4 separate regions of the Homo sapiens genome follow, and all the other regions are linked to region 4. The links are chromatin contacts, found by Hi-C or POLR2A ChIA-PET in ENCODE. All regions are on one chromosome and are shown on one strand. Each heading gives the region's core, a stretch centred on a gene start or an enhancer-like site at or near the end of the contact. The rest is flanking DNA. Distances are from core to core; before and after follow the strand shown.

Region 1 (2,700 bases), core at 131-2,630, 700 kb before region 4:
TGTTTTTCTTTTTCTTTCTTTCTTTTTTTTTTTTTTTTTTGAGACGGAGTCTCGCTCTGTCGCCCAGGCTGGAGTGCAGTGGCGCGATCTCGGCTCACTCCAAGTTCCGCCTCCCAGGTTCACACCATTCTCCTGCCTCAGCTTCCCGACTAGCTGGGACTACAGGCGCCTGCCACCAGGCCTGGCTAATTTTTTGTATTTCTAGTAGAGACGGGGTTTCAGCGTGTTAGCCAGCATGGTCTTGATCTCCTGACCTCGTGACCCGCCCGCCTCAGCCTCCCAAAGTGCTGAGATTACAGGCGTGAGCCACCGCGCCCGGCCTTGTCTATTGTTTTTCAATAACGAATGTATAGGAATAGATTGAATAGATTGACATAGAGATTTCTCTAAAATAGCACTGGATGAACGCCTCAAGGGGCTCACACAACCTCTTCCAGGACTTGGTGACCATTGTTTGTGTCCACGTTCAATTGAGTTCAAATTAAATATTTAACTTTTCCTCCACAAATTCCCCTGTCTTGATGAATTGGTTTTGTCTGGGCAAAGGGCAAGGTAAACTCCTTGGGCGGTTACACAACCTCCACCTCCTAGGTTCAAGAGATTCTCCTGCCTCAGCCTTCGGTGTAGCTGGGACTACAGGTGTGCACCAGCACGCCCAGGTAAGGTTTTGTATTTTTAGTAGAAATGGGGTTTCACCGTGTTGGCCAGGGTGGTCTTGAACTCCTGACCTCAAGTGATTCGCCCTCTTTGGCTTCCCAAAGTGCTGGAATTACAGGCGTGAGCCACCGCGCCTGGCCCTAAATGATTTCCTTTCTGTCTCCTATAACAGTTTGAAATTACTTAAAAGTTGTTTCAAATTGAAAAAATAAAAAGAATGTAGATAAAAATAAAATATAAAAAGTTAAAAAAATTACATTAGATTACAAAATATATATGATGTATATGTAAGTCTCGAGAGGTCAAAAATGACAAATTTGATTTACTTACAAGGTTTTATTAAAATTAGCTTTCGTATTGATAATACACTATTACCAAAGTAAAAGTTTTCTCTTGAACAAAAATTTTTTGTATTATTAATATGACAGCCAAATACTTCTGTTCACCTTTTGAATACATTCAAAAAGAGAAAGAGTAAAAAAGAATTTTCCCATGCTCTCCGGTGGGCCTGGCTCAGCTCAAGGAGGAAGCCCGGCCTGAAAAGGCTGCAGCTGAGGCTGTGACTCTTTCTTCACTCAGCCCAGCATGTGATCACATCTTCTGTCACTCAGGGACTGAGGAGGCGGGGCCTTAAGCATTATCCAATCAGGGACGCTGGGTTGGAAACCGTCCAATCATGCAGGCAGCTGGAGCGAAGAGGAAGGCTTTCGGGTTTGGCGCGGCCATTTGTCTCTTGCTGCAGCTGGTGCTCCAAATCTGGTCTTAGCTGCTTCGTGTCTTCTTCTCCAGCCTCTGTGGCCCTGTGACCTGCAGGTATTGGGAGATCCACAGCTGAGGGACCCCCGGAAGCCTAGAAATGGTGAGAGTGCCTTTCCAGCATTCCGAGAGAGGGGAGGGACTGGTTGGAACCGATGGGAAGTGGCTGTGGCGGGACTTAGGCCTCCCCGCAGTCAGCTCCACAATCTGCGACCGACTTCTCCTTGCCCAGTTCGGCCTCAGTCCCCTTCAGCCATAAGATGGCAACAGCGCCGACAGCCGGGCCCCGCGGCGTCCTGTCTCTTCCCTGCCCTGGCCTGGAGCCCTCTCTGGGCAGCTCTGCACCCACAGCGCTGCGTCTCTCCCAGATTGTGCAGGGAGCACGGGAGGGTTCTCGGGGGAGAATCCTGACTCGGGGTGCAGGTTCATGAATGGGAAGAGCTTTGGTCCATGGGGTTGACAGTTTCTCTTTTCTCCTATTAAAAACTTATGGGGCCGGTCGCTGTGGTTCATGCCTGTAATCCCAGCATTTTGGGAGGTCGAGGCGAGCGGATCACTTGAGGTAAAGGGTTGTTAGTACAACGTAGTTCTTCTTCAAAGACGCAACTTCCTGGTCATAAGTTGGAAAAGTTGTAAATCACCCCTACCCCTTCTTCTCCCTTCTCCTTTTCTCACAAATCGCGCATTACCCGATTTGGAAAAAGCTTGAGTGTAAGCCAACCGGGATCAGCTTAGATTGTGCGGTCTGACCCCAGCCAATGGAGGGAAAACAAAAACAGAACTGCATTAGGGCTAATAACCCCTTCCCGGCCAGGCGCGGTGGCTCCTGCCTGTAATTTCAGCACTTTGGGGCGCCGAGGCGGGCGGATCACGTGGTCAAATTTCTAGACCAGCCTATCCAACGTGGTGAAACCTCTCTCTACTAAAAATACAAAAATTAGCCTGGAGTGGTGCCAAGCGCCTGTAATCCCAGCAACTTGGGAGGCTGAGGCCCGAGAATTGCTTGAACTCGGGAGGCAGAGGTTGCAGTGAGCTGAGATCCCTCCATCGCGCTCCAGCATGCGCGACAGAGGGAGAGTCCTCAAAAAAAAAAAAAAAAAAAAAAGTAAGCATCTTAAAATTTCCATCCTTTATGTAAACACTGTGTTTTAGTAACTTCACTGTATTTTCCAACACTTAGTTTCAAAAACCCAGTGAATAACTCTGGCATGGAAATTAAAGCTTGAACCTAGTGATTCCGAGCTAAGGCTAATATTAAGCCTGCAAAAGGAGGGTTTTTTTTTTTTT
Region 2 (2,700 bases), core at 43-2,542, 610 kb before region 4:
AGAAGATGGTTAATAACAAACTCTGCTGAGCTAAAGAAACATGTTCGAACCCAATTTGAAGAAGCTAAGAACCTTGATAAAAGGTTAGAGGAACTGCTAACTAGAATAAACAGTTTGGAGAGGAACATAAATGACCTGATGGAGCTGAAATGTTTGGCATGAGGCCCAGTCACTAGGGCCCTTTGCGACTGGGCTCAAGGAACACAAAAACGTTATCTTGTTTTTCAATAACTAACATATAGGAATAGATTGAAACAGAGATTTCTCTGAAATGACACTACATGAATGCCTCAATGAATGCCTCAAGGGGGTCACACAACCGGTTCTGAGACTTGGTGACCATTGTTTGTGTCTGTGTTCAATTTATTTCAAAATTAATATTTAACTTTTCCTCCACAAATTCCCCTGTCTTGATGAATGGGCTCTGTCTAGGCAAAAGGCCTGTCTTTATGAATCAGCTCTGTCTAGACAAAAGGCAAGGTAAAACCCTTGGGCTGTTACACAACCTCCGCCTCCTGGGTTCAAGCGATTCTCTTGCCTCAGCCTCCGGAGTAGCTGGGACTACAAGTGCACACCAGCACACCCAGATAATTTTTTGTATTTTTAGTAGAAATGGGGTTTCACCATGTTGGCCAGGCTGGTCTTGAACTCCTGACTCAAGTTATCCGCCCACCTTGGCCTCCCAAAGTGCTGGAATTAGAGGCGTGAGCCACTGCGCCTGGTTCTAAATGATTTCTATTTCCTGTAACAATTTGAAATTACTTAAAGGTTGTTTCAAATTGAAAAAAAGAATGTAGATAAAATATAAAAAGTTAAAAAAATTACAAGTGATTATGAAATATATGTGTAAATCTCGAGAGGTCAAAAGTGACAAATCTGATTTATATATAAGGTTTTATTAAAATTAGCTTTAGTATTGATAATACACTATTACCAAAGTAAAAGTTGATTTTCTAACAAAAATTTTATGTATTATTAATATGACAGCAAAATACTTCTGTTCACCTTTTGAATACATGCAAAAAGAGAGAGAGTAAAAAAGAGATAGAATTTTCCCTTGCTCTAGGGTGGGCCTGGCTCAGCTCAGGGAGGAAGCCCTGCCTGAAAAGGCTGCAGCTTAGGCTGTTACTCTTTCATCACTCAGCCCAGCATCTGATCACATCCTCTGTCACTCAGGGACTGAGTGGGCGGGGCCTTAAGCATTATCCAATCAGAGACGCTGGGCTGGAAACCGTCCAATCAGGCAGGCAGCTGGAGCAAAGAGGACGGCTTCCGGGTTTGGCGCGGCCTTTGTCTCTCGCTGCATCTGGAGCTCTAGGTCGCCTCTTCGCTACTCTGTGTCCTCTGCTCCTAGAGGCCCACCCTCTGTGGCCCTGTGTCCTGTAGGTATTGGGAGATCCACAGCCAAGATGCCGGGACCCCTTAGAAGCCTAGAAATGGTGAGAGTGCCCATTGGACATCCTGAGAGAGGGGAGGGACTGGTTGATGGGAAGTGGCTGTGGAGGGACTCAGGCCTCCCCGTAGTCAGCTCCACAATCTGCGTCCGGACTTCTCCTTACCCAGCTCGGCCTCAGTCCCCTTCAGCCATAAGATGGTGGCTGCGCTGACAGCCGGTCCCGGGGCGTCCTGTCTCTTCCCTGCGCAGTGACCGTGCCCTGGCCTGGCGCCCTCTCTGTGCAGCAGCTCTCCACCCGCAGCTTCGGGTCTCTCCCAGATGGTGCGGGAACCACGAGAAGGTCATCAGGGGAGAATCTTGACTCGGGGTGCGGGTTCACGATTCGGAAGAGCTTTGGTCCGTGGGGTTCACAGTTTCTCTTTTCTTTTGTTAAAAATTTATGGGGCCGGGCGCGGTGGTTGACGTCTGTAATCCCAGCATTTTGGGAGGCGAAGGCTGGCGGATCACTTGAGGTAAAGGGTTGCTAGGACAACTAAATTCCTCTTCAAAGACTCAACTTCCTGATCAGAAGTTGTAAAAGTTGTAAAACAACCCTACCCCTTTTTCTCCCTTTTCCTTTTCTCGCAAATCGCTCGTTTATCCTATTTGGAAAAAGTTTGGGTCTAAGCCAACCGGGATCAGCTTAGATTGTGCGGTCTGACCCCAGCCAATAGGGGAAGGACACAAAAACAAAAACTACGTTGGGGTTAAAAACCCATTCCTGGTCGGGCGCGGTGGCTCACGCCTGTAATCCCAGCATTTTGAGAGACCTAGGCGGGAGGATCTTGTGGTCAGGAGTTCTAGACCATCCTGGCCAACACCGTGAACCCCGTCTCTACTAAAAATACAAAAATTAGCCAGGTGTGGTGGCAGGCACCTGTAATCCCAGCTACTTGGGAGGCTGAGGCACGAGAATTGGTTGAACCCAGGAGGCGGAGGTTGCAGTGAGCTGAGACCGCGCCATCGTACTTAAGTGTGCGTGACAGAGCAAGACTCCTTCACACACACAAAAGAAGGGCCAGGCGCAGTGGCTCACGCCTGTAATCCCAGCACTTTGGGAGGCCAAGGCAGGCGGATCACCTGAGTTCGGGAGTTCGAGACCGGCCTGACTAACATGGAGAAACCCTGTCTCTATTAAAAATACAAAATTAGCTGGGCTTGGTGGCGCATGCCTGTAATCCCAGCTACTCGGGAGGCTGAGGCAGGAGAGTTGCTTGAACCCGGGAGGAGGAGGTTGCGGTGAGCCGAGATCGTGCCATTGCACT
Region 3 (2,700 bases), core at 157-2,656, 540 kb before region 4:
TTCAAGCCCCTCCCATGGACCGCAAACTACAAACTATAGCTGGGTGCTCTTGAATGACTGATTAAATTATTTGATATTTTTGCGGTGACTCCCATAATTTATGTATTTATTTATTTTTTTAGACAAAGTCTTAGGCCGGGCGCGGTGGTTCACGCCTGTAATCCCAGCACTTTGGGAGGCCAAGGCGGGCGGATCACGAGGTCAGGAGATGGAGACCATCCTGGTTAACACAGTGAAACCCCGTCTCTACTAAAAATACAAAAAATTAGCCAGGCAAGGTGGCGGGCGCCTGTAGTCCCAGCTACTCGGGAAGCTGAGGCAGGAGAATGGCGTGAACCCCAGGGGGCGGAGCCTGCAGTGGGCCGAGATCGCGCCACTGTACTCCAGCCTGGGCGACAGCGAGACTCCGTCTCAAAAAAAAAAAAAAAAAAAAAAAGGACAAAGTCTTGCTCTGTCACCCAGGCTGGAATGCAGTGGTGTGATATCAGCTCACTGCAGCCTCCGCCTCCTGGGTTCAAGCGATTCTCTCTCCTCTGCCTCCCGAGTAGCTGGGACTAGAGACATTCGCCATCACACTCAGCTAATTTTTCTATTTTCTTTGTAGAGATGGGGTTTCCCCATTTTGCCCAGGCTGGTCTTCAACTCCTGACCTCAAGTGATCAGCCCTTCTCAGCCTCCCAAAGTGTTGGGATTACTGGCATTTCGTACCTGGCACCATACTTTTTTTTTTTCTTTGAGACGGAGTCTCCCTCTGTCGCCCAGGCTGGAGTGGTGGTGCAATCTCGGCTCAATGCAAGCTCCACCTCCCGGATTCCACACATTTTTAATAACAGAAAAGAGAAACTGTGAACCCCACGGACCAAAGCTCTTCCCATTCATGAACCCACATCCCGAGTCAGGATTCTCCCCTGACGACCCTCCCATGGTCCCTGCAAAATCTGGGAGAAACGCGGCGCTGCCGCTGCAGAGCTGCCTAGAAAGGGCTCCAGGCCATGGCACAGTCACTGCGAGAGGAAGAGACAGGAGGCCTGGCGGCCCGGCTGTCAGCGCAGTCGCCATCTTAAGGCTGAAGGGGGCTGAGGCCAACCTGGGCAAGGAGAACTTGGGGCGCACATTGTGGAGCTGACTGCGAAGAGGCCTGAGTCCCGCCACAGTCACTTCCCACCAGTTCCACCCTGCCCCTCTTCCTGTCTCGGGATGTCGGCCGGGCACTCTCACCATTTCTATGCTTCCAGGGTGTCCTGGGGTTTTAGCTGTGGATCTCCCAATACCTGCAGGTCACAGGGCCACAGAGGCTGGGCCTCCAGGAGAATAGGACACAGACCAGTGAAGACGAGACCTGAAACGCCGGCTGCAGCTAGAGACAAAGGCCGCGCCAAAAGCGGAAAGCCGTCCTCGTCGCTCCAGCTGCGTGCCTGATTGGACGGTTTCCAGCCCAGCGTCTCTGATTGGATAATGCTTTAGGTCCCGCCCCTCAGGCCCTGAGTGACAGAAGATGTGATCAGATGCTGGGCTAAGTGAAGAGAGACAGCCTAAGCTGCAGCCTTTACAGGCAGGGCTTCCTTCCTGAGCTGACCCAGGCCCCCCCCAGAGCATGAGAAAATTCTCTTTTGTACTCACTCTCCTTTTGAATGTATTCAAAAGGTGAACAGAAGTATTTTGCTGGCATATTAATAATACATAAAATTTTTGTTCAAGAGAAAATCAACGTTTACTTTGTTAGTAGTGTATTATCAATACTAAAGCTAATGTTTTTTTTTTTTTTTTTGAGACGGAGTCTCGCTTTGTCACCCAGGCTGGAGTGCAGTGGCGGGGTCTCGCTCACCCGATTTTCCTGCCTCAGCCTCCTGAGTAGCTGGGATTACAGCTACTATTGTTGAAAAACAATAGACAATCACAAAAACAAGCTGACCTTTTTGTGTTCCTTAAGCCCTGTCCTGAAGAGCCCTGTGACTGGGCTTTATGCCAAACAACTCGTTACTAAAGAGCTGTGGTCCCAGACTGCACCGAAGCTTCATGAGACCTCTCCTCGTCTGTGCACGGACGAGTGGCCAACTCTGGAGCCCAGGCTGTTGCTTCCCTGTCTGGTGGTGAATCCTCCACAGTCTGATGAGGGTGGTGTCTGACTCTGGAGCTCAGGCTGTTGCTTCTTGGTCTGGTGGTGAGTCCTTCATAGTCTGGTGAGTGCGGGTGTCCCACTCTGGAACCCATGCTGTTGCTTCCTGGCCTGGTGGAGAATCTTCCAGCCTGGAGAGTGCGGTGTCTGACTCTGGAGCCCAAGGCTGGAAACTTGGGGACGTCCCAAATCCCGGAATGGAAACTCCCCCAGTTCTCCCCCTTGGCGTGCCCTATCTGGTGAGTTTCGGGGGAACTCATGACCCAAGTCATAATAGGAATTTCAAGCCTCATAAAGACATCATGGTTGAAGCAGAGGTGTTTCGTTTCCAGCAAAGCCCAATAGCAAGCTAACAATTGCTCCTCGAAAGGGTTATAAGCTTTGCTGGCCTCTGGCAGTTTCTGGGTCCAAAACCAGAAATGTACCTCTTCCCATCTTGTTTCTGCCTAAGGCTCCAATTAGCATGTTGATCTAGGACAGTTACTTGCAGTTCTACGGGACCATCCCAAATGGGTCATAGATCCAGGGCCAGTTGCACTGCTTGTTTATCTTGTTCGGAAGCCATGATCTCTTTCTCTCCCCAA
Region 4 (2,700 bases), core at 72-2,571:
AATAAGCAAATTGCAGTAAGAAGAGGAGATGGGAAAAGATATATATATATATTTACCCTCACTAGACTATGGAGGATTACCAACTGAGTAGGAAGAAACAGCCCAGGCTCCAGAGTCGGCCACCCATTCATGCACAGACAAGGAGTCTCATGAAGCTTCAGGGTGGTCTGGGACCCTAGCTCTTTTGTAACGAGTTGTTTGGCATAAGGCCCAGTGAGGAGGGCCATTTGGGACTTGCCTCACGGAACACAAAAGGGTCAAGTTGTTTTTGTGATTGTCTATTGTTTTTCAACAACTAATGTATAGTAATAGAATGAAATAGACATTTCTTTGATACAGCTCTGGATGAACACCTCAGGGGCTCACAACCAGGACCTGTTCTGGGACTTGGTGACCATTGTGTCCACGTTCAATTGAGTTCAAATTTAACATTTAACTTTTCCTCCATAAATTCTCCTGTCTTCATGAATTGGCTCTGTCTAGGCAAAGGGCAAAATGAACCCCTTGGGCTGTTACATAACCTCCACCTCCTGGGTTCAAGTGATTCTCCTGCCTCAGCCTCCGGAGTAGCTGGGACCACAGATGTGCACCACCATACCCAGCTAATTTTTTACATTGTGAGTAGAGATGGGGTTTCACCATGTTGGCCAGGCTAGTCTTGAACTCCTGACCTCAAGTGATCCACCCACCTTGGCCTCCCAAAGTGTTGGGATTACTGGCATGAGCTACCTGTGCCTGACCCTAAATTATTTCTATCTCTTATAGCAGTTTGAAATTACTTAAAGGTTGTTTCAAGTTGAAAAAATAAGAAGAATGTGGATAAAAATAAAATATAAATAGATAAAAAAATTACAGGGATTACAAAATATATATGTAAATCTGGAGTGGTCAAAAATGACAAATTTGATTTATTTATAAGGTTTTATTAAAATTAGCTTTAATCGTTAATACACTATTACCAAAGTAAAAGCTGATTTTCTCTTGAACAAAAATTTTATGTATTATTAATATGACAGCAAAATACTTCTGTTCACCTTTGAATACATTCAACAAGACAGAGAGTAAAAAAGAGATAAAATGTTCCCATGCTCTGGCATGGACCAGGCTCAGCTCTGGGAGGAAGCCCTGCCTGAAAAGGCTGCAGCTTAGGCTGTCACTCTTTTCTTCACTCCGCCCAGCAGCTGATCACATCTTCTGTCACTCAGTGTCTGAGGGGGCGGGACCTTAAGCATTAGCCAATCAGAGGCGCTGGGCTGGAAACCGTCCAATCAGGCACGCAGCTGGAATGAACAGGACGGCTTCCGGATTTGGCGGGGTCTTTGTCTCTCCCTGCAGCTGGAGCTCCAGGTCGTCTGTTCACTGCTCTCTGTCTTCTTCTCCTAGAGGCCCAGCCTCTGTGGCCCTGTGTCCTGCAGGTATTGGGAGATCCACAGCTAAGACGCCAGGACCCCCTGGAAGCCTAGAAATGGTGAGAGTGCCGGTCCAGCATCCCGAGAGAGGTGAAGTGTCTGTGGCGGGACTCAGGCCTCCCCTCAGTCAGCTCCACAATCTGCACCCCGAATTCTCCTTACCCAGCTCTGCCTCAGTCCCATTCAGCCATAAGATGGCGGCTACGCTGACAGCCTGGCCCCCGGGCGTCCTGTCGCTTCCCCGCGCAGTGACTGTGCCCCTGGCCTGGAGCGCTCTGTGGGCAGCTCTGCACCCGCAGTGCCGTGTCTCTCCCAGATTGTGCAGGGACCACCGGAGGGTCTTCAGGGGAGAATGCTGACTCGCGGTGCGGGTTCATGAATGGGAAGAGCTTTGGTCTGTGGGGTTCACAGTTTCTCTTTTCTGCTATTAAAATTGTATGGGGCCGGGCGCGGTCGTTCAAGCCTGTAATCCCCGCACGTTGGGAGGCCGAGGCGGGCGGATCACTTGAGGTCAGGAGTTGAAGACCAGACTGACCAAAATGGGGAAACCCCTTGTCTACTAAAAATACAAAAATTAGGTGGATATGTTGGCGAATGTCTGTAGTCCCAGCTTCTCGGGAGGCAGAAGTGAGAGAATCGCTTGAACCCGGGAGGCGGAGGTTGCAGTGAGCTGAAATCCTGCCACTGCACTCCAGCCTGGGCGACAGAGCAAGACTCTTGTCTAAAAAAAAAAAAAAAAAAAAAAAATTATGGGAGTCACTGCAAAAATATCAAACAATTTAATCAAAGAGTGATTCAAGAATTGTAGAGCACCCAGCTATAGTTTGTAGTTTGTGGTCCATGGGAGAGGCTTGAAGAAAAGACATTTATAAAATGCATGATGAGGAAAACCAAATTCAATAATTTGTTAGGTTTAGTAATGTAGTTTCTTAATTTGTACAATCAAGGTGGAAATTTCCTGGTTATGTAATTAGAGCTTAATTGGCAGTTTATAGTTGCTGAAGCCTGAATTTTGTTTCCCCTAATGTAGTAATTTGCCAAAAAATGCACTTGAGCTTAGATTTTTTTTTTTTTTTTTTTTTAGAAATAGAAATCCGGGGACTAGAGCCTCTTCAGTCTAATTGCCTGCCACTTAATTATTTTCACATCCCACAGGGGACTGACTTTCCCTGGCATTTTTCACATGTGTCCCAAGCAGGGCCTCAAGTGTCCCCCATGTTCCTCAATTAATTATTATTATTATTATTATTTTTTGAGACGGAGTCTTGCTCTGTCGCCAGGCTAGAGTGCA

The links. Hi-C counts contacts between places; a loop is a spot of excess contacts on that map. ChIA-PET counts read pairs that join two places held with the same protein, here RNA polymerase II (POLR2A). Pooled maps may share reads with other maps.
Region 1: a map of naive thymus-derived CD4-positive, alpha-beta T cell shows a loop between it and region 4 (6-fold over the local background). The contact joins the promoter of ZNF90 here to the promoter of ZNF66 in region 4. A Hi-C loop is called at or near these places in 1 of 168 maps with a recorded cell type or tissue (naive thymus-derived CD4-positive, alpha-beta T cell), 1 of 37 single-sample maps with no recorded cell type and 8 of 50 pooled maps. POLR2A ChIA-PET finds 5 or more read pairs at or near these places in 3 of 52 experiments (CD4-positive, alpha-beta memory T cell, activated B cell and activated naive CD4-positive, alpha-beta T cell).
Region 2: a map of CD4-positive, alpha-beta T cell shows a loop between it and region 4 (2.6-fold over the local background). The contact joins the promoter of ZNF486 here to the promoter of ZNF66 in region 4. A Hi-C loop is called at or near these places in 3 of 168 maps with a recorded cell type or tissue (CD4-positive, alpha-beta T cell and naive thymus-derived CD4-positive, alpha-beta T cell), 1 of 37 single-sample maps with no recorded cell type and 14 of 50 pooled maps. POLR2A ChIA-PET finds 5 or more read pairs at or near these places in 10 of 52 experiments (CD4-positive, alpha-beta T cell, CD4-positive, alpha-beta memory T cell, CD8-positive, alpha-beta T cell and 5 more).
Region 3: a loop to region 4 is called in a map of CD8-positive, alpha-beta T cell, with 5 times the contacts of the local background. The contact joins the enhancer-like site here to the promoter of ZNF66 in region 4. A Hi-C loop is called at or near these places in 2 of 168 maps with a recorded cell type or tissue (CD8-positive, alpha-beta T cell and naive thymus-derived CD4-positive, alpha-beta T cell), 1 of 37 single-sample maps with no recorded cell type and 10 of 50 pooled maps. POLR2A ChIA-PET finds 5 or more read pairs at or near these places in 10 of 52 experiments (CD4-positive, alpha-beta T cell, GM12878, OCI-LY7 and 3 more).

Annotation. Positions count from the first base shown.
Region 1 is chr19:20,076,620-20,079,319 of GRCh38, forward strand. ZNF90 (zinc finger protein 90) reads left to right here and starts at 1,381. Exons shown (of 4, transcript NM_007138.2): 1 at 1,381-1,516. The coding sequence starts at 1,514. RefSeq lists an enhancer at 1,324-1,803.
Region 2 is chr19:20,165,922-20,168,621 of GRCh38, forward strand. It overlaps ZNF486 (zinc finger protein 486), which reads left to right and starts at 1,293. Exons shown (of 4, transcript NM_052852.4): 1 at 1,293-1,439. The coding sequence starts at 1,410. All of the region lies in intron 5 of LOC105372310 (a long non-coding RNA gene), which reads right to left. RefSeq lists an enhancer at 1,875-2,700.
Region 3 is chr19:20,237,070-20,239,769 of GRCh38, forward strand. It overlaps LOC105372310 (a long non-coding RNA gene), which reads right to left. Exons shown (of 7, transcript XR_007067164.1): 3 at 1,913-2,700; 4 at 1,219-1,481. Among named protein-coding and RNA genes, the nearest start is that of ZNF486, 71 kb to the left of the region's middle. RefSeq lists enhancers at 616-1,126, 1,638-2,156. Within about 2 kb of position 1,407, at least 17 of the 41 ENCODE cell types and tissues checked have a DNase peak (open chromatin) inside an H3K27ac peak, as active enhancers do; they include CD8-positive, alpha-beta T cell and OCI-LY7, where a contact is called at or near this core.
Region 4 is chr19:20,774,983-20,777,682 of GRCh38, forward strand. It overlaps ZNF66 (zinc finger protein 66), which reads left to right and starts at 1,322. Exons shown (of 4, transcript NM_001355197.2): 1 at 1,322-1,468. The coding sequence starts at 1,466.